Regions from separate parts of the Homo sapiens genome. Here region 1 is linked to region 2. Evidence: read pairs that join two places in POLR2A ChIA-PET (ENCODE). Cell type or tissue: Panc1. All regions are shown on one strand. Each heading gives the region's core, and the rest is flanking DNA. Links, peaks and the distances in the headings are about the cores only.

Evidence for each region. Peaks named below come from ENCODE experiments on the same cell type or tissue, not always from the same donor. Only the 100,000 strongest peaks of a DNase experiment are listed, where the experiment ranks them.
Region 1: POLR2A ChIA-PET joins it to region 2 with 13 read pairs; 2 of 35 experiments call an interaction of 5 or more read pairs at or near these places.

What each region holds. Positions count from the first base shown.
Region 1 is chr16:28,267,668-28,283,639 of GRCh38, forward strand. It overlaps a transcript of SBK1 not described here. Among named protein-coding and RNA genes, the nearest start is that of SBK1, 17 kb to the right of the region's middle. RefSeq lists a silencer at 10,021-10,315. In Panc1, for the core only: a CTCF peak has its summit at 10,204 (motif pointing right); a DNase peak (open chromatin) is centred at 10,224; H3K4me3 peaks cover 823 bases.
Region 2 is chr16:28,174,785-28,190,756 of GRCh38, forward strand. It overlaps XPO6 (exportin 6), which reads right to left. Exons shown (of 24, transcript NM_015171.4): 2 at 6,157-6,247; 3 at 2,436-2,548; 4 at 1,114-1,311. It also overlaps the pseudogene LOC124900376 and the pseudogene RNY1P10. Among named protein-coding and RNA genes, the nearest start is that of XPO6, 29 kb to the right of the region's middle. RefSeq lists enhancers at 12,888-13,057, 14,142-14,191 and a silencer at 14,584-14,723. In Panc1, for the core only: no CTCF peak of the experiment used is centred there; a DNase peak (open chromatin) is centred at 6,917.

The DNA of each region.
Region 1 (15,972 bases), core at 4,126-12,125, 94 kb after region 2:
TTAGCAGGCTGAGGAATTTGCACTTTAAGTGAACCCTAAACTGGGGTTAGGACAGGCCAAGGAGTATAATCTATACTGCCAAATCCCTGAAAGGTGCTGGCATTAATAGCCTAAGTACCTCTGGAAATGAGAGTAAAGCTGGGGCTGAACCCCAGGAGGACTAGGGTAAGAAGGGCTTAAATCCTCAAATGTCCTTGCGGCCAGGCGCAGTGGCTCGTGCCTGTAATCCCAGCGCTTTGGGAGGCTGAACTGGGAGGATTGCTTGAGGCCAGGAGTTCAAGACCAGCCTGAGCCACATAGCAAGACCTTGTCTCTAAAAAAAGGTAAAAATTAACCAGGCGTGGTGGTGTGCACCTGTAGTCCCAGCTACTTGGGGGGCTGAGGTGGGAGGATTGCTTGAGCCTAGGAGTTTGAGACCAGCCTGGGCAACATGGTGAGACCCCATCTTTATAAAACAGTTTTGTTCATTCCTGGAGGTCCCTCTCCCTGTCAAATAGCATCCAGTTTTTGTTTCATAGTTATAGTATATTTTCTTAAATATCTAAATATAGTAGTAACAGTTCTGGGGGTTTTTTGGTTTTTGTTTTTGTGTAGAGATAGAGTCTCACCCTGTCAACTAGGCTGGAGTGCAGTGGTGGGATCAGGGCTCACTGCAGCCTCCACTTCTGGGGTTCAAGCAATCCTCCTACCTCAGCCTCCTGAGTAGCTGAGATCATAGGTGTGCACCACCACACCTGGCTAATTTTTAAAAATGGGTTTTTTTTTTTTTTGTAAAGATGGGTCTCACTATGTTGCCCAGAAATCAAAACTATTGGCCAGGCTCGGTGGCTCATACCTGTAATCCCAGCACTTTGGGAGGCTGAGGCGGGTGGATCACCTGAGGTCAGGAGTTCGAGACCAGCCTGGCCAAAATGGCAAAACCCTGTTTCTACTAAAAATACAAAAATTAATCAGGCATGGTGGCACGTGCCTGTAGTCCCAGCTACTCAGAAGGCTGAGACACGAGAATTGCTTGAACCTGGGAGGCGGAGGTTGCAGTGAGCCGAGATCGCACCACTGCACTCCAGTCTGGGTGACAGAGCGAGACTCTGTCTCGAAAAAAAAAGAAAGAAGGAAAAAAGAGCTAGGCAGCCACTTTGGTGTTGATCCAGCAGTCTTGGCCAACCTATAGAGAAGCTCAAGAGCAAACATTGTCCAGGAGAGGAGCTCCAGTGTCCCCACTGTCCCCACTGTCCTCAGTCATTGGCTGGAGCTGCCCAACAAGACCTTAGTTTTGGCTCAACTGCTGTGGCAGATCTCAAAGACAGTGTAGTTGAAGGCTGTCAGCCAACTGCAATCCTCAAAGCCAAATAGCAAGTTCTTTCCTTTTTTTTTTTTTTTTTTTGAGATGGAGTCTTGCTCTGTCACCCAGGCTGGAGTGCAAGGGTGCAATCTTGGCTCACTGCAACCTCTGCCTCCTGGGTTCAAGCGATTCTCCTGCCTCAGCCTCCTGAGTAGCTGGGATTAAAAGCGCCCGCCACCATGCCTGGCTCACTTTTGTATTTTTTAGTAGAGGTGGGGTTTCACCATGTTAGTCAGGCTGGTCTCGAATTCCCGACCACAGGTGATTCACCAGCCTCGGCCTCCCAAAGTGCTGGGATTACAGGTGTGAGCCACCATGCCTGGCCTGCAAGTTCTTTCTTGAAAGGAGAACCAAGCAGCCACCTCCATGACTACTACAGATGGGAAATAGGAAAGAAAGGGTATGAAGATTAGAGGATCAGTGCAGGCATCCCACATCTGAACAAAGGAGCTCCAGAAAGACAGTAGAGAGGAGAGGAAATAGTCAAAAAAATGTTTCCACTATTTCTTAGAACTGAAGGGCCTGAGTTTCCTGATTAAAAGAGCCCACGGAGTGACCATCCAAAGGATAAAAATAGGCTGGGTGTGGTGGCTCATGCCTGTAATCCCAGCACTTTGGGAGGCCGAGGCAGCAGGATCAGTTGAGGTCAGGAGTTTGAGACCAGCCTGGCCTGTATGGTAAAATCCCATCTCTACTAAAAATACAAAAAAAAAAAAATTAGCTGAGAGTGGTGGCACGCACCTGTAGTCCCAGCTACTCTCAAGGCTGAGGCACGAGAATCGCTTGAACTCGGGAGGTGGGGGTTGCAGTGAGCCAAGATTGCACCACTGCACTCCAGCCTGGGTGACAGAGCAAGACTCCGTCTCAAACAAACAAACAAACAAAAACAAAGGATAAAAATAGACTCATGCCAAAGCCAATCGCCAGTAAATTTCAAGACACTGGGACAAGAAGAAAATTCTCCAAAATTGTATAGAGTATCAAGAATCATAATGGCATCGGACTTCTCAACAGCAATCCTGGAAACGAGAAGACAATGAACTATGTTTTTTCCATTTTTGTTTTTGTTTTTTTGAGACACAGTCTTGTGCTCTGTCGCCAGGCTGGAGTGCAGTGGCGTGATCTCCACTCAACCTCCGCCTCCCAGGTTCAAGCGATTCTCCTGCCTCAGCCTCAAGAGTAGCTGGGACTACAGGCGCACACCCCCACAGCCAGATAATTTTTGTATTTTTAGTAGAGATGAGGTTTCACCATGTTGGCCAGGATGGTCTCGATCTCTTGATCTCGTGATCCACCCACCTCGGCCTCCCAAAGTGCTGGAATTACAGGCGTGAGCCACCACGATCTGCCGGAACTATGTTTCCAAAAGTAGAAAAGAAAATTATTTTCAGCCTAGAATTATTATTATTATTATTATTATTATTATTATTACTAAAGACAGGGTTTTGCTCTGTCACCCAGGCTACAGTGCAGTGGCACAATCATGTCTCACTGCAGTCTCAACCTCCTGAGCCCAAATGATCCTCCTATCTGAGCCTCCTGGGTACCTGGGACCACAGGCAGTGCCACCACACCCGGCCAATTTTTTAATTTTTGTAGAAACAGGGTTTTACCATGTTGCCCAGGCTGGTCTTGAACTCCTGGCTCAAGTGATCCTCCCATTTCAGCCTCCCAAAGTGCTGGGATTACAGGCATGAGCCACTGTGCCCAGCCCTCAGCATAGAATTCAATACTTAGCCAAACTACTAATAAAGTGAGAGTAGAAAAAACAATATTTTCAGATTGGCAAGAGCTCAAAAATTTTACCTCCTATGCACCCTTTCTTATTTATTTATTTATTTATTTATTTATTTATTTATTTATTTATTTTTTGAGACGGAGTCTTGCTCTGTTGCCCAGGCTGGAGTGCAACAGCGTGCTCTCCGCTCACTGCAAGCTCCGCCTCCCGGGTACATGCCATTCTCCTGCCTCAGCCTCCCGAGTAGCTGGGACTACAGGCGCCCGCCACCACGCCTGGCTAATTTTTTGTACTTTTAGTAGAGACGGGGTTTCACCATGTTAGCCAGGATGGTCTCGATCTCCTGACCTTGTGATCCACCCGTCTCAGCCTCCCAAAGTGCTGGGATTACAGGCGTGAGCCACTGCACCCGGCCTACGCACCCTTACTTGAGAAAGCTACTGGAGGATGTACTCCACTAAAATAAGGGAGTAAACCAAGTAAAACAAGAAATAGTAAACAAGAAAAACAATAAAGAGTAAGACCTGGGCCAGGAGTAGTGGCTCACACCTGTAATCTTAGCACTTTAGGAGGCCAAAGCAGGCAGATCACCTGAGGTCGGGAGTTGAAGACCAGCCTGGCCAACATGGTGAAACCCCATTTCTACTAAAAATACAAAAATTAGCTGGGCATGGTGGCACACGCCTGTAATCTCAGCTACTTGGGAGGCTGAGACAGGAGAATCACTTGAACCTGGGAGGCGGAGGTTGCAGTGAGCCAAGATCACACCACTGCACTCCAGGCTGGGTGACAGAATGCGACTCCGTCCCCCCACCCCCAAAAAAGAGAGTAACATCTGGACTCCAGGAAACAGGAATTGAATGTAAGAGAGAGGAGAAGAGAATCTCGCAGTTCACACTCAAATAAGAGAAGAGATCTCTTCAAGGAGATGAAATTGATAGAATACCTAATGTTTTTGAATTTTGGAGACATTTACACAAGTAGGGGAGAATATGGGTTGACTGATATATAAACATGTAGGTAAACAAGTACTCCCCTCTCCAAAAAATGTTATCAAATCCAGGAAAACCGAAACTTTTGAACAGAAAAGGGAAAGAAATTTAAAATGAAAATTTCTGCCCTGCAAAAGACTCTGCCAAGAGAATGTGAAGAGAAGCCACAGAATGGCAGAAAATATCAAGTGCTCCTTGGTATTTACCCAAATAAGTTGAAAATTTATGCCCACAGAAAATCCTGCACATGAATATTTGCTAGTTTCGTTTTACTGTGGTAAGGACACTTAATGAAATTTGTCCTCCTAACATATTTTTAAATGTACAATACATGTATAATACATGGTTGTTTTTTTGAGACATGGTCTTACTCTGTTACTGAGGCTGGAGTACAATCACAGCTCACTGCAGCCTCCATCTCCTGGGCTCAAGCAATCCTCCATCCTCAGCCTCCAGAGTAGCTGGGACTACAGATGCATGCCACCATGTCCAGTTAATTTTTAAATTTTTTATAGGGACAGAGTTTCGCTATGTTGTCCAGGCTGGTTTCGAACTCCTGGGCTCAAGTGGTCCTCTAGCCTCAGCCTCCCAAAGTGCTGGGATTCCAGGTGTGAGCCCCTGGTACAGAGTTACACAGCAGCTCTTTAGAGCTTATTCATCTTGCTTTATTGAATCTTTATGCCTACTGATGAGCTATTCCCCAATTTCTTCTGCAACTCTGACAACTATAGAACCAAAATCTAGGAATTAGACTTCTTTAGATATCCCATATAAGTGGAATTATGAGATATGTGTCCTTCTGTGGCTTATTTTGCTTTGCATAATGTCCTTGAGTTTCATCTATGTTGTCACATATTTTTTTTCTTTCTTTCTTTCTTTCTTTTTTTTTTTTTTTTTTTTGAGACGGAGTCTCACTCTGTCACCCAGGCTGGAGTGCAGTGGCATGATCTTGGCTCACTGCAACCTCTGCCTCCCAGGTTCAAGCGATTCTTCTGCCTCAGCCCCCTGAGTAGCTGGGACTACAGGCATGCCCCACCACGCCTGGCTAATTTTTGTATTTTTAGTAGAGATAGGGTTTCACCATATTGGCCAGGCTGGTCTCGAACTCCTGACCTTGTGATCCACCCACTTCGGCCTCCCAAAGTGCTGGGATTACAGGCGTGAGCCACCATGCCTGGCCTGTCATCGCATATTTTTAAGGCTTAATTGTAGTAGTCCCTGTTGCATGTATAGATCACATTTTTTTCATCCATTCAACCCATTTGGGTTATTTCTACATTTGGCTATTGTGAATATTGTTGTAAAGAACACAGGAGTGCTAATACCATTTTGAGAATTATTTTTTTCTTTTTTTAGAGACAGGGTCTCATTATGTTGCCCAGGCTGGTCTCGAACTCATGGCCTCAAGCAGTCCCTTCACTTTGAACTCCCAAAGTGCTGGATTAAAGGTGTGAGCCACCGCACCTGGCCTCTCTTTCAGATTTTTTTTTTTTCTTTTGAGACAGAGTTTCTTTCTTATTGACCAAGCTAGAGTGCAATGGCGCAGTCTCGGCTCACTGCAACTTCCGCCTCCTGGGTTCAAGCAATTCTCCTGCCCCAGGCTCCCAAGTAGCTGAGATTACAGGCGTGAGCCCCCATGCCCAGCTAATTTTTGTATTTTTAGTAGAGATGGGGTTTCACCATTTTGGCCAGGCTGGTCTCAACAAACTCTTGACCTCAGGTGATCCGCCTGCCTCGGCCTCCCAAAGTGCTGGGATTACAGGCATGAGCCACCATGCCCGGCCATAGGTTGTCTTTTCACTGTGTAGATTGTTTCTTTTGCTAAGCAGAAGCTTTTTAGTTTGATGTAGTCCCACTTGTCCATTTCATTTTTTTGTAGAGATGGGGTTATGCCGTGTTACCCAGGCTGGTCTTAAACTCCTGAGCTCAAGCAGTCCACCCACCTTGGCCTCCCACAGTGCTGGGATTCCAGGCGAGAGTCCCTGCGCCCAGCCCCACTTGTCTATTCTTGTTTTTGCTGCCTGTTTTTGGTGTCTTATCTGCACATGAATATTTATAGCAGCTTTATTCATAATTGCCAAAACTTGGAAGAAACCACAATGACAATGTCCTTCTATAGGTACACCCATACAATGGAACATTCAGTGATAAAATGAGCCATCAAGCCACCCAAAAGACACAGAGGAACCTTAAATGTGTATTGCTACGTGAAAGAAGCCAGTCTGAAAAGTACTATCTGACTCCAGTGATATGACATTCTGGAAAAACCAAAACTAAAGAGAATAAAAAGATCAGTGGTTGCCAGGGGGCTGGCGGGAGAGAGGGAGGGATGAAGAGGTACAGCATGGTGGATTTTTAGGGCAGTGAAACTATTCTGTATGATACTGGGAGGGTGGACCTGTAACATACATTTGTCAAAACCCATGGAACTCTACAAAACAAAGAATGAGCCCCGATGATGTAACATATGAACTTTAGTTAGCAACTATGTATCAATCTTGGTTCATCAGTTTTAACAAGTGCACCACGCTGATACAAGATGTTAATGGTAGGAGAAATTTGTTGGGAGGAGAGGAAGTATACTACAAAACTGAAAGTCTCTTGGTCAATTCAAACGCGTTCTGCTCAGGCCAGGTGCGATGGCTCACACATGTAATCCCAGCACTTTGGGATGCCGAGGAAGGCAGAGCACCCGAGGTCTGGAGTCCAAGACCAGCCTGGCCAACATGGTGAAACCCCGTCTCTACTAAAAATACAAAAAAATTAGCCAGGCATGGTGGTGGGTGCCTGTAATCCCAGCTATTCGGGAGGCTGAGGCAGGAGAATCGCTTGAACCCAGGAGGCGGAGGTTGCAGTGAGCCGAGATCGAGCCACTGCACTCCAGCCTGGGTGAGAGAGTGAGACTCTGTCTCAAAAAATAAAAAGAAACACGTTCTGCTCAATTGTTCTGTAAGCCTAAAACTACTCTAAAATATAAAGCCTATTATTGAAAAAAAAAGAAAGGAATCATAGTGTTCCACACAGAGCTGTAAATAACGTTTCCACAATATGTAAACATTTCCAGTCTTACCAATGTTATAATGCAACTGTAATGTGAGGGGGGATAGGATGTGGGAGTGGGTGGGAGAGGGAGTGGTTGGACATAAGGAGCTAAATCCTCTTCTCCCAAAGTGGGAGGTTGGTAAGGAATGCCTAAAACTGGAAAAGAAGCAATGTAAACATGGTATGTAGGAAATGTGGAGGTAAAAATGACTAATCACGAGCTAAAAGAGTTGAGATGGTTGTCCTTATGAAGTGGGAAAAGGGGCCGGGCGTGGTGGCTCACGCTGTAACCCCAGCACTTTGGGAGGCCGAGGCAGGAGGATCTCTAGAGGGCTGAAGTTCGAAACCAGCCTGGGCAATATAGTGAGACCCTCCCCCATCTCTACAAAAAATTACAAATTAGCCAGTCACTGGGGCTTGTGCCTGTGGTCCCAGCTACACAGGAGGCTGAGGCGGGAGGATTGCTACAGTGAGCCGTGATCACACCAATGCACACCAGCCTGGGTGACAGAGCGAGACTCCATCTCTTAAAAAATAAGTGAGAAATGGGGGTGAGGCTGCCCCTGTGCGTTGATTCTAAACAATGGGCATATCTAACTTGAATACAAATTAAAAGTATATTTTCTATATGTATATAAGAAGAGAAGAAATAATAAGAACAAACAAAAGAGACTGGGAAGTTGCAGAGCAGAGAGAAGGAAGCCAGTTCCATCAAGAAGCTTTGTTCGGGGGCCCAGAAATGGCTCAAGACGTGGGTCAGGAGGAGACGCCAGAGCCTTGGTGCCCACAAGAAAGTCCTGGAAAAAGAATGAGGGGGTCCCGGTGCAGTGGCTCATGTCTGTAATTCCAGCACTTTGAGAGGCCAAGGCAGGTGGATCGTTTGAGCCCAGGAGTTCAAGACCAGCCTTGGCAACATGACGAAACCCTGAGTCTACAAAAAATAAGAAAATTAGCCAACCATGGTGCATACCTGTAGTAACAGCTACTCAGGAGGCTGAGGTGGGAGGATCGCTTAAGTCCAGGAGTTAGAGGCTGCAGTGAGCTATCACTGCACCACTGCACTCCAGCACTCTGGCCTGGGTGACAGAGGAAGACCCTGTCTCAAAAAAAAGGAAGGAAGGAAGGAAGGAACGAAGGAAGGAAGGAAAGGGTAAAGAAAAAGAAAAAGAAAGAATGAGGAGGACGGAGTGGGGAAGAAGGGAACCTCTGAAGAAACTGGGTCCCTGTAGCCCCTCAGGGGAAGGGCCCTTCTGCCACTGAAGCGGATGGAAGAAGTGGAGGAGGAGGGAGGCTGGAGGAGGGGTTGTGGTTTGATGGCGGAGGCAGTGGAAATGTATCTCATCCATCTGTTTTCTCAGCAAAGTGGGAGCCACGGTTTGTTTGAGGAGAGAGGAGGAGGTGGGAAGTCATCCCAGACCTTGCTACAGAGTGGGCTCCACGGACAGCAACGTCAGCACCCCTGGGGGCTGGCGGGATGGAATGCGGAATCTCGGGCCTCACCAAGACCCCTAGGAGACTCACAGGCGAATTACAGTTTCAGAAGCTGCTCAGAAAGGGCAGGAAAAAGCAACTGGGAGGCATAGTGAGGGCGGAGGTTGGGGGCACTCTGCTGAGTGCCTCTCCAAGACCCGCGCCCCTGAATGAGACGGGGCACTGGCAGCTGCGGGGTGACCCTCCCAGGCAGTGTTGGCTTGCTTGGTGCAGGCAGAGAGCGGATGCCTGGCTAGCGCTGTGCCAGGTTGGTCCTATAGCAGGACAGGTGGGCATGGGAGTGGGCGTGTTTTCCAGGAGGCCATCGTGGTGGTGGCAGAAGGGGGTTGCTGGGTAGTGAGAAAGTGCTGCAGGTGGTGGATTGAAGTTTTTATTTTATTTATTTATTTATGTATTTATTTATTTATTTAGGGGCGGAGTCTCACTCTGTTGCTCAGGCTGGAGTGCAGTGGTGCGATCTTGGCTCACTGCAACCTCCGCCTCCCGGGTTCAAGTGATTTTCCTGCCTCAGCCTCCCAAGTAGCTGGGACTACAGGCGCCCGCCACCACGCCCGGCTAATTTTTTGTATTTTTAGTAGAGACAAGGTTTCACCGTGTTAGCCAGGATGGTCTTGATCTCCTGACCTCATGATCTGCCTGCCTCGGCCTCCCAAAGTGCTGGGATTACAGGCGTGAGCCACAGCTCCCGGGCGGTGGATTGAAGCTGATGCCTGCAGGTACCAGGGCAAGCGATGAAGAGGATAGAAGGGCAGAGCAGAGGGGGGAGTGCCTGAAATAGAGAACTCAGAGCAGGTGAGGTGTGGGGTCGTTACGCAGGCTGGGGTGTGGGCCTGGGAGCGGTGGCCAAGGGGCTTGCAGAGGAGAGGGTCGAAGGGGACGGGAGGAGGTCAGGGAGCTGAGAGGCTGCTGGAGGCTGCTGAGAACTCCTCTGTTCTCTGAGGTTTGTACCCCACAAACTTAAAGATGGTGAGAGAGGAAACGGATTCATTTGCTCTGGGGTGTGGCTGCGTGGGGACTTTTGAAAGCTCCCCGGAGTTTGAGAACCACGGTGTAAACATAGAGACAGAGAGAGAGAGAGAGAAAAAAAAAAGACAACAGGGGAGTAACAAGAAGGCACTCTAAGGTGGGGAATGGTGGCTCACGCCTGTAATCCCAGTGCTTTGGGAGGCCCAGGCAGGAAGATCACTTGAGACCAGGAGTTTGAGACCAGCCTGAGCAATACAGTGAGACCCCCGTCTCCACAAAAAATTAAATTAGCCGAGCATGGTAGTGCTCGTCTGTAGTCCTGAGGCAAGAGGATCGCATGAGCCCAGGAGGTGGAAGCTGCAGTGAGCCATGATCACACCTCTGCACTCCAGCCTGGGCGACAGTGAGACCCTTTCTCCAAAATACAAATTTTAAAAGGTACTCTGGGGCTGGCACAGACCGGGGACCTCGAGTGGACCAGCTGGGGAGGGGATTCATGTCCTGGGTTGTGGGCGATCAGAAGATGGAAATGTCGTGGTCTTGCCCTCGAGAACCAGATAGAACAGAGACAGAGACAGAGCGCGCGCCGCGGTCCCTCAGATCGTCCTGCACTACGGCGAAACGGCCACTAGAGGGCGTGTTGTGCTCACATATGCGGACCGGCCGGCAAGCGGCGGATTCCGCGGACAAAGTCTCTTGTTTAGCCACAGAACCCTGGGCTTGGCCCCAGGCCCGCTACGTCCGGGCCGTGTGGCCTCAGCCAGGTTACACAAAAGCTCTGTGACCCTGTTTGGTCAGCCATAAAATGGGCACAGCTATAAGTCCGACCTTCTAAGGTGGTGTGAGGATGCCCGAGGCCACGCAGGCAGAGCAGCGTCCAGTGGGGAACGAATGGCCCCGCGAGAAGGGGAGGCTTCGCCATGGCCTCCGTCTCTCTCCGCTTCTCCTGCAGCTCCTCCGCCCAGCCCTCCCCAGGCCACATCCGGTCCCGGGAGAGAGACTGAGATCGACTTTGGGGCAGGGGAGAGCAGGGGGAGGTAGGCAGTGTCTAGGACAGGGAAAGAGAGGAGGCAGCCACCTCCCTCACCCCACCCCACCTCACCCACCCCGCCTTTGTTTTAGAGGCAGGATCCTGCTCTGTCACCCAGGCTGGAGTGCAGTGTCCTGATCCTGGCTCACTGCATCCTCAGCCTCCCAGGCTCAAGCGATCCTCCTGCCTCAGTCTTCTGAGTAGCTGGGACTACAGGCAGGTGTCACCACGCCTGAGAAATTTTTAATTATTATTTTATTTTATTCTATTCTATTTTATTTATTTATTTATCTTATTTTGAGACAGAGTCTTACTCCATCACCCAGGCTGAGTTCAATGGCGCGATCTCAGCCCCAGTTTGAAATTCTTAATAATTTCATCTTTGAATTTGTAAGGGGAGTCTGATGGGCCGGTGGGGCATGTGCCCAGGCCTTGGAGCCCCTGCCTCATACCAGGCATGATCACACTCCGACCACCTCCCATAGGCAGGTTCTCAGCCAACTACTCACCCCGACAACAGTCACCACTGCTGCCGTTTGTCCCCAGCCAGGGGCCTGGGTGAGGGCAGGATCGGTGTCAGGTGTACAGCGACGTGGTCCAGGCACCTGTGAGGTCTGCACTTGCCCCATCAACCTCCCTGTGCCCAAAGGAGCATGACATTAGAAAGGAAAAAAGGGCCAGCCGTGGTGGCTCATGCCTGTAATCTCAGCACTTTGGGAGGCCAAGGCGGGTGGATCACTTGAGGTCAGGAGTTCAAGACTAGCCTGACCAACATGGTCAAACCCGCTCTCTACCAGATGTGGTGGTGTGCACCTGTAATCCCAGCTATGCGGGAGGCTGAGGCAGGAGAATCACTTGAACCCAAGAGGCGGAGGTTGCAGAGCCCCAAGATGGCACCATTGCACTTCAGCCTGCTGGGTGACACAGCGAGACTCTGTCAAAAAAAAAAAAAAAAGGAAAGGAAATAAAAAACACCATCACACAGCTGGGCGCTATGGCTCATGCCTGTGGTCCCAGCACTTTGGGAGTCTGAGGTGGGAGGATCACTTGAGCCCCAAAGTTCGAGGCTGCAGTGAGGTATGATTGCACCACTGCACTCCAGCCTGGGACAACAGAGCAAGATCTGGTCTCTAAAAAACAAAACCAAAAAAAAAAAAAAAAAAAAACCACCATCACAGGCTGGGAGAAAGAGACTGAGGGAGAAAGGAAGAAGCTTTTGTTTCTGCTCTCAGAAATAAGAGGCCCCACGTTTAAATTTCTCTGGGTCCCGCATTCTGTCACGGGCACAGGTTCAACTACTTTCACCTCGAAAACTGTCAGTGCTCCATCATGGGAGCCGTGGTTATTTAGTATCCTATGGTTAGAGAGAAACAGGACAAGCAAGACAAAGCCCAGGGGCCCCAGGGACAGCTGGTGGCCTTCGAGGTGACTGGTGCCAGGCCTGGAGACCACATTCCCCTGCCCTCCCCAGGATCCTGAGTCCAGGGTCGGCACTGAGGGCAGCAGGCTGGGGATGAGCCCCTTCCTCCCCGGACCTCAGTTGTCCCACTGTGCATGGGGAGGCGGCCGGCTTCCAGCAGGGACAGCGGGTGAGGACGTCTTTGTAAACTGAAGCACGGGGGGACATGTGGGCAACAGCGATGGTTCTTCACCTGCCAGAGATTGCCATGGTTGCTCTGAAGGGTCCCAGAGTCAGGGGCTCAATTGCTAGGTTTATTTATTTATTTATTTTGAGCAGAGTCTTGCTCTATTGACCACGCTGGAATACAGTGGCACAAACATAGCTCACTGAAACCTCAAACTCCTGGCTCAATCTGGCCACCATGCCTCCCTAATTTGAAAAAAACTATATATATATATATATATATATATATATATATATGTGTGTGTGTGTGTGTGTGTGTATGTATATATACATATATATGTACATATATGTATATATACGTATACGCATATACATATATACATATATACGTATATATCTGTATATATACGTATATATGTACATACATATGTATACATATATATGCACATATATGTATATAATATATATATACGTACATATGTATATATATATATAAAATATATATATATATATTTGTTTGTTTCAGAGATGGGATCTCACTATGTTGCCCAGCCTGGTCTTGAACTCCTGGCCTCAGGCAGTCTTCCTGCCTTGGCCTCTCAAAATGCTGGAATTACAGGCATGAGCCACCACGCCCAGCCCAGGACTCAATTTCTACCCCCATTCCTTGAAATGTTCAAAGAGGGTCCAGCTTTAACCCCCTAAGGATGGCTGACAAGGGATGGGGCCTCAGTGGTGACTTCAGTCCCAGGTGTGGATATCCTCTATGGCCCTACTGTGAGACCCTGACAGTAACTTCATTTATTTTATTTTATTTTATTTTATTTCTGAGACAGGGTCTCACTCTGTCACACAGGCTGGAGTGCAGTGGCATAATCTTGGCTCACTGCAACCTCCGCCTCCCGGATTCAAGCGATTCTCCTGGCTCAGCCTCCTGAGTAACTGGGATTATAGGCGCATGCCACCACACCCAGCTAATTTTTGTATTTTTGGTAGAGATGGTGTTTTGCCATGTTGGCCAGACTGGTCTCGAACTCCTGACCTCAGGTGATCCACCTGCCTCAGCCTCCCAAAGTGCTGGGATTACAGGCATGAGCCGCCCACGCCTGGCTCCTGACAACAAGTTCAAACCAGACTCTGGGGGTAGCTACAGGTCTTGGTAGTGATCTCAGTGGCCTTAGACCCAGTGGCGACCTTGGTGACCTCAGACCTTGGTGGTGTCCTCAGACAGACCCTGGTAACAGCAGGGAGGCACCTGGCATCTCATTCCCCTCCTTCCATCCTGGCTGAGCCTCCATCTCTCCCCAGCCACTAGGATTTGAGCCATCCCCCTGGATCCACTTAATTAGCTGAGCTCATTAACTCCCACAAGACTTCTCCTCCCCTCCTAATTAACTGACTTAATTAGGGCTTGCAGGCCCAGCTCCTCCCAGCCCCCTCCTGCTCCACCCCAGCCTGCCTCCTCCGGGCCAGCTCAGCCAAGCCTCCCTCAGCCTGGGATTGGAGCCAGGTGTGAATTGGGCCCCTCCAGCACCCAGGCCTCCACCCTGTGTCCCTCCCCGAGTCCCGGGACACCAGGACAGTGCCCCTCCCAGGCAGCAACCCAGAGTCAGGATGGAAATGGGGACGGGAGGTGGATGGAGAGAGGGATGGAATCGGGATAAAATGGAATCGGGTGGGAGGAAGAGGTAAGGCTGGCAGCTGATGGACAGGCTGGGTGGCAGGGTGGTTAGGGCCTGGACTCAGGAGCCTGCGTGGGTTCAAGTCCCAGCTAGGGTGCGCACTTCAGCAAAAGCCTCAGCCTGTCTGTGTCCCTGACAGATGATGATAGCGTCCACACCCTTGGGGTGGTAGCGAGGTTTAAATGAGCTCATTTGTGTAAAAGGCTTAGAACTCAGCCTGGCACAAATCTGTGCTTGTTAAATAAGTGGGTGGGCATGAACAGAGGCCCCCTGAGGGCGAGAAGCTGGAGAAGGGGAGGGAACAGCCAGGTGGGTGTCCCAGGCAGGCTCTGGGGGGTGGCACAAATGGACCGGGCTGGGAAGAGCCATGGCCTGGGAGAGGTTAAAGGGGTAAAAAGTGGGCTGGAAGGATTCAGGCCTAGGTATCCTGTTCCTCCTCTGAGGGTGGAAGAAGCTGACCTTGTTGGTTCATTACCTAGGTCCTCTGTGCCTCAGCTTCCCCATCTGGGGGAAGACCCTAGCCTTGTGAAAGTACCTGGCATATCCCAGATGCCTAATCAAAATCTAGACTCATCCCTGAGATGGGAGGTGACCCAAAAACTATTTGGAGGGAGGGGCTTAGTGAAAGTGACCTACACCTCCCCTGGGACCCAAGCGAGGAAAGTGTGCTGTGCAGGCAGCAAGCTGGATGCAGGTTAGACATCAGGTGGGACTTACCGGAGTTGAGGAGTGCAAGATCTCGGCTGCAGAAAGGAGGAAGAGGTGTCTGAGCTGCCGGGTGGGCTCTGGGGAGAGATGAGTGGGCATTCGCACGGAGGGGAAGGGGAGAAGGAGCCTGAGCACCAGCTGGCTCTCAGCTCACTCAGCTCCCGTCACCCCTCAGATCTCAGGGCGGCCATGCCTTCCTCCGGGAAGCCCCCGAACTTTGTGTCTCCTCTGTACCCCGGTCTCAGTAGGAATTTTACATTTGTTGGCATGATTAGTGCAGTGTCTCCCTCACTAGTCTGGGAGCTCCTGAAGGCACAGACTGTGATTTTTAGCCAGCCCTTTTATCCCAGAGTCTTCACATTTTGGGGGCCTGGGAACAAGTGTGAATGAATGAATGAATGAATGGAGTGCCTTGGCCCAGAGGTTCCTGGAGCTTGGAGGGAAAGGGGCCCCATATGGCAGCCCAGGCAGCTGTGAACCCACCAAGCCCCTCACATGGCTCCAAGAATAACCATTCTTCGAGGGCAGGGGCTAAACTCCAAGGACCCAAACCCCTGCTTGGGGTAGGCTGAGCTTCCTCAGAATCCCCAGCATACCCTGGGGTGCTGAGGAAATATAGTGACTGTATGGGACAGAGGAGACGGTGTTTAATTACTCTCGCATTTTTATTTATTTATTTATTTATTTGTTTGTTTGTTTGTTTGTTTAGAGACGGAGTCTCGCTCCATTGCCAGGCTGGAGTGCAGTGGCGTGATCTCGGCTCACTGCAAACTCTGCCTCCCGGGTTCAAGCGATTCTCCTGCCTCAGCCTCCCGAGTAGCTGAGATTACAGGTGTGCACCACCACACCCTGCTAATTTTTGTATTTTTAGTAGAGACGGGGTTTCACCATGTTGGCCAGGATGGTCTTGATCTCTAGACCTCGTGATCCACCCACCTCGGCCTCCCAAAATGCTGGGATTACAAGTATGAGCCACCGCGCCCGACCATACTCCCACATTTTTAAACCCTTTATTTCTGGGGGGTTGTATGTGACAGAGACCAAAGTCCAACTGACTTAAGCACAAAAAGGACTTGAGTGGGTCATGTAACTGAAAAGTTCGGAGTTTCAGGCATAGCTGGATCAAGGGGATCAAACGATGACAAGGATTCTCTCTTTACCTCTCTTGGCTCTGCCGTCTGCTGTGTTGGCCTCCTCCTCTGAGGGGTTCTTCCTGCTTGCGGCAACTCCAGGCTTACATCCTACTGCTTTTCAGCGCCATAGAAAGACAGCTTCTATCCTACCAGCCTGGCTCAGGGAACAGACCAATCTCAGAAACAATTGCTAAGGCCATGGGGGTGTTATACACTGATCAGTGGGGGCTGGGTCACAAGTCCTCCCCTACAGTCGAACAAGT
Region 2 (15,972 bases), core at 2,871-10,870:
ATAAACAATTTTCAAAGAACTTTATTTCTATAAACTGTATATAATACCCACTTCCTGCATACCCAAGACTAGCTCAATACATGAAAATGTTTCCAACTTGATCACAGGATTCAAATGAGCAACAGCATCTCCCTCGTAGCTTTTAGGTCCCAGTTACTCCCTTCTGACTTCCAAATCCTGATCCCAGATCCACACTTCCTAATGTCTCATTAGTTATTACAAAGAAGGAACACACAAATTTTAAATGCATTTTCTATCAAACTGAATTCACCATCTTCTGCCCAAATTCATTCCCCTTCTTTCAACCCTGGCCTGAAAAATCTATCTGAGCCAGAAAACTGGAAGTCATTCTAGATTCCTCCCTTCTCTCCCCTCTCACCTATTGTCACTGGCCTCCTGCCCCCATCCCCTGGGTGCCTCACCTCCACCCACCAGGTCGTCTCCTTTTGGCTCAGATCCTCTACACCCTGCCTCTTTCCCTCTCACCTCGCCCCTCTGCAATCCAGACCCCAGCTAGCCATCATTCCACCATAAACATGTAGCCATGTTTTCTCCCTCCCCAAAACTTTTCATTAGCTCCCTAGGAAAAACTACGAATTGCACAATGGAACCCCCCAACCCTTCCTGGCCTGGCCTCTGCCCATCAATCTAGCCCCTTACTCTGCCACTTCACCATCTCACATCTCAGCCCAACAACACCAAGTCTACATGCTATGCCACCATAGCACTCTGCATATACTTCCACAATAATTACCATATTGTTGAGTAATCACTGTTTGCACAGCTATTTCCCCCACTAAACGCCGAAACTACTGAAAGCCTCACCCTTGTACCCCCAACACCTAGTACAGCACCTAACAGGCTTTCAAATACTGGCTGAACAAACTGCACAAGAGGTTAAAAAGAGATTAAGTTTTTCTCCCCCACTTTCTCCACCTCACAAAGATACAATATGTCTTATAAATATAAAGTGAATGCGATAATCAGTCCTACAATAACCTCACTACTGCAGTTCCAAACTGCTAATCTTAAAAGTCCTCTTCAGGACAAGGAAATAATCACTTCAACAAACAAACTATTCACAAGATAAAGTTTCCTTAGGCATATCCTTACCTGTAAAATGTTAGTAAAAAAGTCGTGGTAGAACATGGGCCAATCCTGACGTCCAATATCAACAATAACTTTGCAGAGCTTGTTCCGGATAAAGTAAGGTAAGGTTTTATGGTGAGCCAAAAGGAGTTTGGGCAGACAGCTACGGATTTCCATCTTATCCTGAGATGGGACCCCAAGCCACATTTTATTGATCAGATTCTGAAAAACAAATATACATCTTTTAAGTTAACAACCTATACACAAAAATAACTGCTTTTCATCCCACAGGTAGCTATTATCACTTCAATAAACAAGAATCCCTCTTTAAATAAAGGTTTGGGGCAATATGGCAATAAGAATAATAAAAGTATTCAAATCTTAGGACACAACAGTCCCATTCCTAGGAAGAACTGCCAAATAACAGAAACAAAAAGCTGTATGTGCAAAAACTTTTTTACACCACTGTCTCTAATGGCCACCAAAATATAATGACAGAAGCAACTTCAATGTTCAAAAACAGGAGCATGCCTTGGTGAATAATGTCATAACCACATGTGGGGATATAAAATAAAGTGGGGAAAAGTAGAATACAAAATAGCATGGGCAATATGATTACAATTAGATTTTTTTTTTTTTTTTGAGACGGAGTCTCGCTCTGTCGCCCAGGCTGGAGTGCAGTGGTGCAATCTCAGCTCACTGCAAGCTCCGCCTCCCGGGTTCATGCCATTCTCCTACCACAGCCTCCAGAGTAGCTGGGACTACAGGCACCCGCCACCACGCCCGGCTAATTTTTTTTTTTTTTTTTGCATTTTTAGTAGAGACGGGGTTTCACCTTATTAGCCAGGATGGTCTCCATCTCCTGACCTCATTGATCCACCCGCCTCGGCCTCCCAAAGTGCTGGGATTACAGGCATGAGCCACTGCGCCCGGCCTACAGTTAGGCTTTTTAAAGGGGGGCACAGAAGACAAGGATTGGAAGAGAGGTGATAAATAAAACTTTTTGTTGTTGGGGATGATGGTATTATGGTTATTATTTCTCCTCCTAAAATGTTTTTATTTAATTATCTTTCCTTTATCAATGATAACAGGCAGGGAATAGTTACATGTTACCACAAATGACCTACCTACTTAACCCTAAAGTCAACCATCCATCTTACCTTTCTAGTGTGGAAGATGGAAGATGCCCCAAACACCAGACAACTACATAAAGACAGTATGTGGGACGACATCCCAGAGCTGAGCTACCCTCTCCCAGCACATTACAGCTCTAGTCTAGTGCTAATGATATGGCAATAGAACTACAAAATCCTTTTCAGAAGAGTATAAAATTACTGACAACTTACCTCAAAAACTGTTAAACTGTACATCATTACATAGTCATTCCTAGTGCTGGAGAGAAAGTACAGGCAGAATCTCCAGGCTCCTATTTGCTGGGCAAAGTTATTAAGAAGCTCCTCTGGAAAAGTTAAATGGCAACAAAAGAAAGCTATGAAAATACATGAAATTAGACAAGACTGGGCTATCTTATTATTATTTAAACATGTCTCTCTGCATATAATGTAAATGATGTCAAAACCAGCGGATTCTTTAAGATAGAAAGAATAAATCATACAATATTTTTCTGCGTCTGAGGTGACCATGGACACTGACAATGTTTTCAGCCACCTAAAAGCCAATAACCTCGCTATGGATATTTCTCTAGGCAGAGAAACTTTCACTGCTAAAGTTCTTATTTAAGCTAATGTGTGGCTGGAATGTTCTAAGAGTACCCTTCCATCTTCTTAAAACTGCTAGCTAACTTACTTCGTCTGAATATGAGCTACATTCTAGGGCCTCGCCATTCCTCTACAAATCTTCAGTGGAGCCTACATTGTTCACACACACAAAATGACGGCTAGAAAGGCAGAAAAAGAAAAGATTAAGACTAATTCTACAAAGATAGGAAAGGAAAAAAATGCAAGAGAATTCAAAACGGCTAACTCTTCATTTGGGTTGGTTTTATTTTAAAACACTGCCACCAAAAAAGTGAATCGACCGGTGGCAAGAGCAACGATGACGAGTGTTGCGGCGAGTAGCCCTGTCCACACATCACGTTGGTTAGAAACGGTTTTCCTCCTCCTGAGGCTGCTGATGGCATCAGCCAGAACCCACAAGGCAGCAAGCATTACGGGGCTACCATCATGTTTCTGGACATGCTGTCCCTTAGTCACCTTGACCTGCTGCACTGGTCATGAAATATAATCCAAAAAGGGTAAAAGTGCAAAGGCCCACAACCTTGAGAGATTCTAGAAAGCCTTTGGAAAAGCAGAACACACAGCAGCTTCTTCTAATCCTCAAGTCATTGCTCTGCTAGTTCCCTACAACTTAAGCTAAATGCAACGACGCAGTCTCATTAAAAAATCCATGGAAAGGCCAGGCACAGTGGCTCACATCTGTAATCCCAGCACTTTGAGAAGCTGAGGCAGGAGGACTGCTTGAGGCCAGGAGTTGAAAGACCAGCCTGGGCAACACTGAGACCCTGTCTCTACAAAACAATGAAAAACTTAACTAGATATGGTGGTAAGTGCCTGTAGTCCTAGTTAATCAAGAGGCTGAGGCAGGAGGAGACCTTGCTCTGTTGCCCAGGCTGGTCTTTAACTCCTGGCCTCAAGTGATCCTCCTGTCTCAGCCACCTGAATAGCTAGGATTATAAGCATGAGACACCACGCACAGATGGCTATTTAAAGAAAAAAAAAAACTCGACAACTTAGGAGAGTGTCAAAATGAACATGCTTTGGTGTGCCTGAAGCTTTAGCCCAGGAGGCCGAGGTTGCAATGAGCTATGATCACGCCACTACACCCAGCCTGAGTGATAGAGCAAAATCCTATCTCTTAAAACAAAACAAAACAAAAAAAAAAAAACAAAAAAAGGCCGGGCCCATTGGCTCATGCCCGTTAATCCCAGCACTTTCGGAGGCCAAGGCGGGTGTATCACGAGGTCAAGAGATCGAGACTATCCTGGCCAACATGGCGAAACCCCGTCACTACTAAAAATACAAAAATTAGCTGGGCGTAGTGGCAAGTGCCTCTAGTCCCAGCTACTTGGGAGGCTGAGGCAGGAGAATCGCTTGAACCCGGGAGGCAGAGCTTGCAGTGAGCCAAGATTGCGCCACTGCACTCCAGCCTGGCGACAGAGTGAGGCACCATTTCAAAAAAAAAAAAAATCCAAGCCTTTTAATTTTAGATCATTTCAAAGAGGGCTCGTGGGGCTATGAAACCATGAGCTCTTAATGCTATGACCAAAGACTGAAGTTCTCTATAGGACGCCATAGCACTCAATGGTGCTGTTTTCCTGAGGAGACATAAGAAAAGGGGGGAAACATATTTTTGTAGAGATGGAGTCTTGCTATATTACCCAGACTGGTCTCAAACCCCTGGGCTCAAGTGATCCACCCGCCTTGACCTCCCAAAGTGCTGAGATTACAGGCATGGGCCACCATGCCTAGTCAAAAACATTATTTTAATAAAAATAAAAGTTAATTACAAATCCATAAAAGGAAGCTAACAGCCTGCCCTAATAATTAAGCAAAGGTTTCTGTGAATCCCCAAAGTGAAGTCAAACCAGACTGGAACTGAGGAACTCTGGGCTCTGTTCTAGACTCTGAGTCTGACCCCAGGTGAGTCACTGCTCCCCCTTGATGCTTCTGTTTCCTCCACTCTACAATGACCACATGGTCTCGAGGTCCCTGCTAACAGCTCTATCAATTTCTAGAGCACTAGTGATTTACCTTTGCTGGAGGGTGGGTGGAGCCCTTTGAAGAAAAGGCTTCCTTCCTTTCTCTGACCAAACTAGGAAAAGCCTAGAGTTTATCCCAAGACCATAGAAAAGAAGCAATAAGTAGTCCAAGTCCACACACTCAAATAAAGCTACAATGACTAGGTACAAAGAGAACTGAACTAAGACAAGCCTACTGTATAGAAACAAACCCCTGGATTCCCCTCAGCCTGCACTCAAATTTGGCATCTGGAGCATTTGGCTACTTAAATCTCTTTTAAGATCAGATTAGAATATGAACATGTTCAGAAGGTTCTACGTTTAATTCATGAAATAGAAGGTGAGAAATATTTGATTTACAAACCAAAAATTAAAAGAATCAAAAGCATTTCAATTATAATCTAAAACAAGACTTCAAAGAATACAGTAGAGTGTCAGAATATCGAAGACTAATGGCCAGGCACGGTGGCTCACACCTGTAATCCCAGCACTTTGGGAGGCCGAGGTGGGCAGATCTCTTGAGGTCAGTTCAAGACCCACCTGGCTAATACGGTGAAACCCCGTCTCTACTAAAAATACAAAAAATTAGCCGGGGGTGGTGGTGGGCACCTGTAATCCCAGCAACTCGGGAGGCTGAGACAGGAGAATCGCTTGAACCCAGGAGGCGGAGGTTGCAGTGAGCCGAGATCGCCCCATGAACTCCAGCCTGGGCAACAGAATGAGACGCCGTCTCAAAAACAAAACAAAAAAATTTTTTTTTGAGACAGGATCTTACATTGCCCAGGCAGTGGGAAGCCCCCAAAAGTAATACCAGTTATGGGATTTCTGGGCACTATTAGGTTCAGATCAGACGTCTGCACAGCAAAACATGTTCATTTTGACACTTTCCTGAGTTGTTACTGTTTCTCTTTAAATAACCATCCAGGTGCAGTGGCTCCCGCTTATAATCCCAGCTATTCAGGAGGCTGAGATGGAAGGATCACTTGAGGCCAGGAGTTCAAGACCAGCCTGGGCAACATAGCAAGACCCTGTCCCACCCCACCCTAGACGCCCCCACCAAAAAGTCGCAGGCTTCTTATATGAAAGTTCAACAACATTGCTGAAATTAAGATCCACAGTGATGGATTTTCTTTCCTTTGGTCAAGTGGAGGGGTTTCCCCAGCCACCAGCCAACAGAACCAGAGCGAAAAGAGCAAGAATTCAAGTGGAAAGCACGCAGACTTGACCAGTCACGGCTACGAACAACTCCTTCCTCCCTACCAGGGCCTCCTCATTATAAATTCCTCTTTACAAGTCAATGCTCCACTTACCTATCTCACGTTTTCTTTCATTGGTTGTACAATCGTGAAAAAATTCTGTCATCAGACTTTCCAATGCCCTGAGAGAGGCTTCTTCAGATGCCTAACAAAGGAATTTGAAAAAAAATCAATAAGCTGCATCTTCAGTTCCACTGTTCCTCAGTTCCTTCTAGGTCACATTCAACAGCAAGAGCAATTTACTTCCTCAAAATCTTGGTTCAACATTCTTCAAATGCATGGTATATGCCAGAAAAAACTGAAGGGAATTTCCCAGCTGGCTCAAAACCCAACGTTGTTGTTGCATCCTCTATAAATTCATGCTACTGTGCAGCTGATTTTCAATTATGTATGCTAAGAAAAGGGGAAATTCAAAATTCAACTCTGGAATAATGATTGAAAGCAAATTAGCCCCTGGCCCTTCCTGAATGGGCAGAGCAGAGAGATTCAAGAAGGCCAGAACTCCTCATAGACTATTCATCCCTGATACATTTCCCCTGTGTCTGAATAATTTGTCATATTTTGATTCACAGCACTTATATCAAACAGCTTCATGGATTCTCAGGGGTTTGGGGGGTAACCAGGGAGAGTGGTTTTTTTTTTTTTAAGAGACAGGGTCTCTGTTTGCCCAGGCTGGAGTATAGTGGTGCAATCATAGCTCACTGCAGCCTTGAATTCCTGGGCTCAAGCGATCTTCCCATCCCAGCCACCCAAAGCAATGGGACTACAAGTGTGAGTCATTCACTGCAACTGGCCATGGATTCTTGGAGGTTTTTGAAGGCATTCCAGGAGTCATACAGTCAATTCTCAATCTCACGTGAGCAGCCAACAGAGATTAAAGTGCAGCTGAGAGCCAAGCTAACTAGGGATTCAAAATTAGCTCCTGTAAACCACAGGCCCACAGTGAGAGCCAGACTCTCAGCAGAACTGCTCAGGTTGGAAATGAGAGGAGAGGCAGCTCAAGGCCCCCAGTACCCATCCCCTCCCTTTGGGGTTCATATGGAGCCCCAAAACCCACTTCCTTTATTCTTACTCAAGTAGGAGTCGCAGGAATGACCTTGAGTTAACACTCCTTCACACAACCTGCCTGCAAAAAGGTAACCATTCCCAAACCATTTTTGAGTCATCACTGGTATAATTCTACCCCAGACATAATCAAGAGCCAGCAGCAGTTGTGATTATTTAATTATCTCTTAACTTCTTTCTTCCCACCTATCTCCCTTCCCCATATCCTCTCCATCAACCATGGACTGAGACCTGACTATAAAAACTGCATTTTAAAACAACAAGCCCACACTCAAATGTGTCACATGTCAAACTGTAGTATACCAGCGGCCTCCGTCGGGTGATTGACTTTGTGAAGACTGAGGAACAAATTTTCATCTCTGAGGAAAAACCAGCACTTCTCAGTACCAATTACAGAGGCTGAATCAGACTTGATTCATAAGCGTGTGCACACCAACCAACACACACAAGTGCACTCACTACACAGAACACAGGGCCACGTTCCTCCCACACTGAGGTCACAGAATGATGGCTCTGCAATGACACCTGAACTGCGACACACTGAATGATGAATTATTGTACAATACTTTGAGCGCTTGTGAGTGAGAGAGACTTTCTTCCCTGAACTTTGTATTTAGGATAAAGATTAGCCTAGCCCCCTACTCCTCTTTCAGACTTCCATATCGGTTTAACTAAAAAATATCCTTGGCTTGCAAGCCAAGCTGTTTTATTAAAAACTATCTATTTTTTCAAACCCAAAAATAAACTGAAAAGTGAAGCTAAAATAAGACTGCAATCTTCTAAAATGTTTCAAGTGTTTGTGTTGATCAAAACAGCCTCACTGTTCTCACTGACTTTATAAATAAATGCTATAAATGCAAACCTCTAAAATGAGTGTACATAATAAAAGAACGCCGTAGTCTGTTTCATAAATCGAGTCTGGTGTGCCATTTCATTTGAAAAAAGGATTTGCTATTTAAAATAAAAAGGCTGTGGGAAGATGCAGAAGAATCAAAAAAAATAGCACATGTTAAAATAAATCAATAGTTCTTCTGGAGCCAAAATGTGTTCCTGGAAACTAAGGACACATCTGCAAATCATATCTCTCCATAACTTCTTGTGTTGAATCATTTTAAAGTAGATCCTGCAGCAAACTTGAGCTTATCACATCCAGGCAATCAACCACCACCATTTATTTAGTACTAGATTCTTGAGGAAGAGATCTGAGAAATAAATGATTACTGGAAAGTTCCTGATAATCTCCAAAAAGAATCCAACTCTGCCACCATTCCCAGTCCCATCTACCCTTTACTCTCTGCCCCAACCCAAGAAGTTACAGTTCCTGCAGAAAGTGGAAGGACAAAAGTACTCCTAAGAATCCCAGATGGGCTGGCCCAAAGGTACTGAGTTATCTCACTGGACTGTTTGCAGTCAGTTACAGATCCAACTCCTTGTTCTACTCTTTCCCCCGTTCTCACTACTACACTTCACTAGTTTAAAAAAAAAAAAAAAAAAAAAACCCAGATGCATTTTCCCATTAAATGATGGCTACATGAAAAAGGAAGCTCCAAAACCAAATCCGGGGCATTACCAGGTGTTTCTCAACAAGAACAAATAAGTGCTGTTTGCATTTTTAATCATTTCTATATCTGTAACAACAATACCTGCCTCACAGGGTGATATGAGATCCAATCAGGCGATCCATGTAAAACTGCTACATAAACCATAAGGAATTATCTAATCTGTAGTTATGGCTGATCTCATTTTTATTTGGTCTTAGATACCAAATGAAAACAGACCAAAGCAAAACAACAAAAGTGGTCAGGCCTACTTTGAAACTAGAGACTCATGCCCTCAGGTTTAAGGGCTTTCTCCCAATCATATCTAGTGGGGCTTTTCAGACTAGATTTCAAAATGAAGCTATGTAAAATGTATAGGCGGGAAAAATCAGGAGGCCAAGAATTTGCTAACATCACACAATCAGAACAGAGGTAGAAAAGACATAGAAGGCACATTCAAGGATACTGGTTCAAGGATACTGGAGAATTCCCTGGCTCCCGTTTGGCAACAAAGCCACCGGAACCTTGGCCAGCTGTTTCAAGCAAGTGGTGAAGCCAGAAAGTAGATTGGGTGAGTTAAGGAATTAACTGCAAGTGAGGAAGAGGTAATACTCCAAGCAGATTACACTTTCAAGTAATGAAAGGGACAAAGAACATAAAACAAAATCCAAGTGCCATCGTGTGGTAGGGAGACAAGGCTTCCATTCCCAAAGGCTATTCAAAAACTTTATCTCCTGCGCTGCATTAATTTATGAAGAATAAGAAAATTTATCTGACTGCCTCCTACCTTGTGCTTGGGATTTAAGCCTCAGACAGATCTTGACAAACTAAGGAAAGGTAAGATAAGTTTAAAACTAAGTGAGACACATTCACACACAAAAATTCCAGTTGGATTGTAGATACAGAGTATCTTCACGAGCTAGGGGTAGGGAAAAATTTCTTAAACAGAACACATAAACCACTAACCATAAAGGAAAAGACTGGTAAGTTGAAATGTTCATCAGATGGCACAATGGAGAGAGTGTAAAAGAAAGCCACAAAATAGGAGCTATCTGCAATATGGAAACAGGGAACTCATATCAGAGCATAAAATAACTTCAACAAATCAGTAAAAAAAAAAAAAAAGACAAAGGACTTCAATTTTTTTGGACAGGCAAATAATTAATTATAAAAGAGGGTATTCAAAAAGCCTATAAATAAGTGTTCAGCCTCATTAGTTATCAGGAAAATACAAATTTAAAATAAGATAGTGCTACACATCTACCAGAAAGGCTAAAATTTAAACGACTGACAATAATAAGTGTTGATGAGGAGGCTGAGCAACCAGCACATGCATGTACTGCTGGTGGGAGTATACACTGGTACAACCACTCTAGAAAACTGACAGCTAAACATATGCATATCTTATGACCCTGCAATTCTACTCCTTGATATATACCCAACAGAAATTTTTACATGTATACCAAACGAAAACATACACAAATGTTCACAGCACTATTATACACAATACCCAAAAAGTCAAAAGAACCCAAATATCCGTCACCACTGGAATGGATGAATAGTGATTTCTTGATAGAGGAGAATATTATAAGACAACAGGAATTAATATTGCTACATGCAACAACACAGATGAATCTCACAAACACAATGTAGAGTGAAAGAAACCAAAACACAACCTTTCATTATTCACTTTATATTAATTTTAACAACAACAACAAAAAAAAGCCAGGCATAGTGGCCCACATCTATAATTCCAGCTACTTGGGGGGCTGAGGCAAGAGGATCACTCGAGCCCAGGAGTTCAAGGCTGCAGTGAGGTATGATTGCACCAATGCACTCTAGCCTGGGCAACAGAGCAAGACCTTGCCTCTTAAAAAATAATAATAATAATAATTTAAATAAGTAAAACTTATCTATGGTGTTATAATCAGACTAGTGGTTACCTTGGAGGAGGAGGGATTCTGGTAATAGTCTATTTCTTTATCTGAGTGTTAGTTACACAAAGATGATCAACTTTACAATTTATCTGCTTCTGTGTAAATATATACTGCAATTTTAAACACTTAATGTTTTAAAATCCTCATTTCTAAAGTCCAGGTTGGTGTTATCAGACTCTTTAGAAACTGTATTTTAGCTCTATCAGCACAACTATGGCTCTGGGGACTGGCAATAAGCCTGCAGGTAACAGTGTGAGCATGAGGCTCCTGATTTCTAGGAACCATCTCTTGTCTTCAGAGCTGCCAGGATGGCAGCACAAGGTATTACAACCCCATAAGCCTATGCTTCCCCAAGAGTTACTTGGCTCACCTCAATAGCAAATGGCACATACACTTAAAATCCTTGGGCAGGATGACGAATTAAGCTTGGCTCAGAATATACTCTTGGAGAGCTCTGCATAGATCTAAAACAAACCCAAGTTTTCTGTTCCAGAAACAGTTAAAACTGCAAAGGTGATAAGCTTGCAACTGTGCCTGCCCTGACTTTATCTGCTCCTTTTACTTTGCTGCTCATGGGTCAGCAGTTCAGAGATCTATGCCATTGACTCATTTATTAAGGGACTACTAAGTCCACCAAGACCCATAATCACCTAAAAAAATTAAAACTTGGAAGAAGCAGAAGGGTGACATAATTTGAGATCGCCTTTGCTTCTTCCCCATATTCTCCATCCACAGCAAACACCATCAGGTCTGCGGACTGTTGCTTCTCACTCTTTTGCAGGTTTGTACCTTCTCCCTCACCACTATTTCTACGGAGCCCTAATCATCTCCTGCCTACGTTACTATAATTGCTTTTACCTGGTTTCCAGGTTTTCCAATTCCAATCCAAACAGTACTTTACCGCCAGATAAATTCTCTTAAATATAGATTTTTCTGCCCCAGTTATTCTTTTTTTTTTTTTTTTTGCTAAAGACATGGTCTCTGTTGCCAGGCTAGAGTTCAGTGGCATGATCCTAGTTCACTGAGGCCTCAAACTCCTTGGCTCAAGCAATCCTCCTGCCTCAGCTTCAAATAGCTGAGACTACAGGCACATGCCACCACATCTGGCTTTTATTTTCATTTTTGTAGAGCCTGGGTCTTGCTCTGTTGCCGAGGTTGGGGTTGAACACCTGACTTCAAGTGATCCTCCCACCTTGGCCTCCCAAAATGCTGGGATCACAGGTGGGAGCCTCTGCATTCAGCCTAATTTTTTTTTTTTTTTAGAGACAGAGTGTTGCTGTATCACCCCAGACTGGAGTGCAGTGGAACAATCACAGCTCACTGCAGCCTCAAACCCCTGGGCTCAGGCGATCCTCCCCACTTCAGCCTCCTGAGAAGCTGAGACTATAGGCACATGCCATCACACCGCTCCAATTATTCTAAACCTAGCTTTAATTCTGGAGTGACTAAGCAACTCAGCTATTTGTTGGAGAAATGAGAATTCAATACTCACTAAGTAACTGATATTGCTTAAATTAAGCCCCTGGGATACAATGATGAGTAAGACGGTCCCTAACTTCAAAGAACTGAAGGTGGCCTAGCAGTTACATCCTGTAGTCCTGGCGTACATATAAACAGCCTCAGAAGACCAAAGAGAAAACTAACTCTATCTGAAGGAAAGAAAGCTTCAAAGGGGTGATTTGGGTTTTGAAGAGCAAGGAAGTTTACTAGGAGGATAAGAAGGAAAGCATGCCTGATTCAATGTCACTCGCCATAGGAAGCCACTCCAATCTGAACACTCATGGTCTCATAAGCGAGTACCTAGCCCCATCCTGCATTTGCTTCTGAGACTGCAATTTATAGTTTAACCTTCATGAATTTTCCTACACAGATTACAGTACAGATCAGGTCATTTACATCTTGTGTCTTTGTCTTGTAATCAGTACTACAGAATTTTGCCCTTGGTGCTGTTCTCTGGTCATTTCAGAATGGCAAAAGTTTTAAAATGCAGGCTCTAGGGTCAGGTTCCCCAAGTTTGAATCCAAATGTGCAGCTTGACCTTGGCCTAGTTATTTAATGTGTCACTGTTTCTTCTTGTGCACAAGTGGGGACAGTAAAAGTACCTAACATATTGGGTCATTCTGAGAATTAAATAAAATGTAAAATACATAGTAAACACAATGTCAGGCATGAAGTGTGGGCTGAAAGTCACTGTTCATACGTCATAGATATTAGGCTTCTCTACCCAGAACATCAACTGTCTGGAAAGATGCTCTATCTAGTATGTCTGTATTTTCTACAATATCTACCATGGGCTGGTGGCTCAACTATCTTAAAGACCAAATTCAAGACAGTAAAAGGAACAAGAAAACTGTTGGTATCACTTTCAGTTTCTCAAGAATACTGGTAATTCCTCCAAATTGAAGATACATGTGACTCTTTACATTTTCCCCTTTAAGGGTTCTGACCATAAGCAGACTTCTGCTCACACGCAGATTCAATCTGTGTTGAAAAACAGGAGACTGCTAACACTGAGACTGAAGGTGGATAATAAGGTGCTTTTCCCTAAGATGTAGCAGCTAGAAGGTGGTTTCCTCAAACCCTGATTAAATCTGTAATATGTTACCTAATGGCCTCTAAAACAACCCCCTCTAAGCATAACCTTTTTACAAAATTAATCTTGGGGAATAATGACTATTTTTTAAATTTTTTTTAAATAAAGATGGGGTCTTGCTATGTTGCCCAAGCTAGTCTTAAAACCCCCAGGTTCAAGCAATCCTCCCACCTATGCCTCTCAAAGTTCTGGGATTACAGGCATGGGCCAACATGCCCAGCCAAAAATGACTATTTTTTAAAGACACTTCTATTAAGCTTTTTGCCATCCTTTCCCAGAGCCTCATTTTGTATAATCTACTAGGAGGTGAATCATATGGGTCTCCTATATTCAGGTTCATGGGCTCATAGATACCAAACCTCAACAAAATGAGGACTAGTATCCCAGAGTGCCATTCAAATATCCCTGTGGCATATCTAGAACAGTGTCATTACCCTATTTGCTGTATATAAAGGTTTCGAAGAAAAGTGATTCTATCCCTGCTGCCAACGAAGGTTAAAAAGTATGCAAAACATATCCGGTGTGTTACAACACATGCGATTAGCAAAGATATTCAAACTCATGTAAACTTTCTCTGAAAGCTAACAGGATTACCATAGATGTCTAAACTCTCAGATCATCACTCTCACTTCCCTACACCCTTCACCACTGCAAAAAAAAAAAAAAAAAAAAAAAAAAAAGGAGAGAAAAAAATCTTTGACCTGTAGGCCTGCACACAAGTATGAGATGAAATACTAAGCTTAAAATAACATGCATGGGAACCAGGGCGAGTGACATCTACCTATCCCCCTCCTGAAGTCATTCAGCTCAAAAAGCCAGAAAGCTAGAAAAGTGCATCAAGGAAGCCCCAGTCAGGAGAACGACATTCAGAACAATGCTTCCTCCCATCTCTCCCTCCGGTCACTACTGCTCTTTTGCATCCCAGCCCGTAGATATTTTCCTTTTCCTTTTGTTTTCTGGAGGCACAGGTCTTGCTCTGTCGCCCAGGCTGGAGTACAGTGGCACAAACTCTATCTCCCGGGCTCAAGCTATCCTTCTACCTCAGCCTCCCAAGTAGCTGGGACCACAGCTGCACACCACCACATCCAGCTGATTTTTGTATTTTTTGTAGAGCTGGGGTTTCGCCATGTTGCCCAGGCTGGTCTTAAACTCCAGGGCTCAAGCGATCCGCCTGCCTCAGCCTCCAAAAGTGCTGGGATTAGAGGCACGAGCCACCGCGCCCAGCTGACACTTCCTTTAAAAAAAAAAAAAAAAAGCACAGCATATTGAAGTGGAAATCTCACTTTATTCCTCTATTTAAAAAAAAGAAAAAGTGGTGAAGCCCACTGACCCTCCACAGTCTAGCAGTCAGCAGGGCAATCAGGGAAGCCCAGAGACACTGGATGACTCGCTCAAAGACACACAGCCAGTGAGCAGCCAGCCAGAATCTCAGCCCCAGCCACACCCATGTGAGTTCCTTTCCTTAGCCTGACTGTGATAGGACAGCGTAAGGCCAAGCAGAGGGAAGACCGAGGTACAAATATACATTGATGTAATTCATTCTAAACATTGTGTACAAGAGTTGCAGGAGAAAAAAAAATGTCTTCTACTGAAGCAAACAGACAACCACAGCATGTAACAGGACTGCTAAGGCTGGGCAGGCGCGCCCACCCCTCTATTAACACAATCTGGAACAAAGTCATCCCCTCGCATGAGAAAGGCTTCTTGTTTTCTTGTCTGCAGCTTAGATCTAGACATAACTTTGCACAATATCTTCACACAGACATTTAATATTTGATTAAAACATACACTCTGGCTGCATCTAAACATAATTTTAGTCATTAAAAAGCACTTTTCTGCTTTAATCTAAAACTACCATAAAGTTGATCGATGGCAGAACATTCCTCTATTATTTCTTGGGTTTGCACAAAGTGCCCAGTCAGATTGTCTGTCTCTTCCTCTAATTACTGCTGAGGACCAAGAGTTAGAAGCAAGATGACTGCCGGGTGTCTGGGCCAGGAAGTTCAACTGATCCCACTGTGGCAGTGATAACATGGAAGCAGCATATTTTCTCCCCATGGAGACCAGTTAGAGGAAACATCTTTGTATACAGAGGATGGTACGTTTTATGCTGGGAAACCTCATCCACATAGTATTGGAGAATGCATAAAAACAAGACTCATCAATCAGCTACCAATGGAGAGGTGCACCAGTTTCTTTCTTTATTTTTTTTTTTTTTTGAGACTGAGTTTAGCTCTATCGCCCAGCTGGAGTGCAGTGGCACAATCTCAGCTCACTGCAACCTCCACCTCCCAGGTTCAAGCAATTCTCGTGTCTCAGCCTCCCAAGGAGCTCGGATTACAGGTGCCCGCCACCACACCTGGCTAATTTTTTTTGAATTTTTATTAGAGACAAGACTTCATCATGTTGGCCAGGCTGGTCTTGAACTCTTGACCTCAAGCGATACCGCCCACCTCGGCCTCCCAAAGTGCTGGGATTACAGGCCTGAGCCAGCGTGCCCAGCCTGGTTTCAATAATTTTAAACAACAAATCTAAAGACTAAAGAGCATGACAAGTAAATGCTACACCTGACCACAGATTGATCCTGGACTGGAGGGAAAAAATGCTATGAAAGGCATGACTGAGCCAATTGACAAAACTGGAATACAGGTGGTAGTAGGTTAGATCAAAGTACTGAATCAATGTTCTATTAACCGAAGATGGTAACTGTACCATAGTCATGTGGGAGAATGCCCCT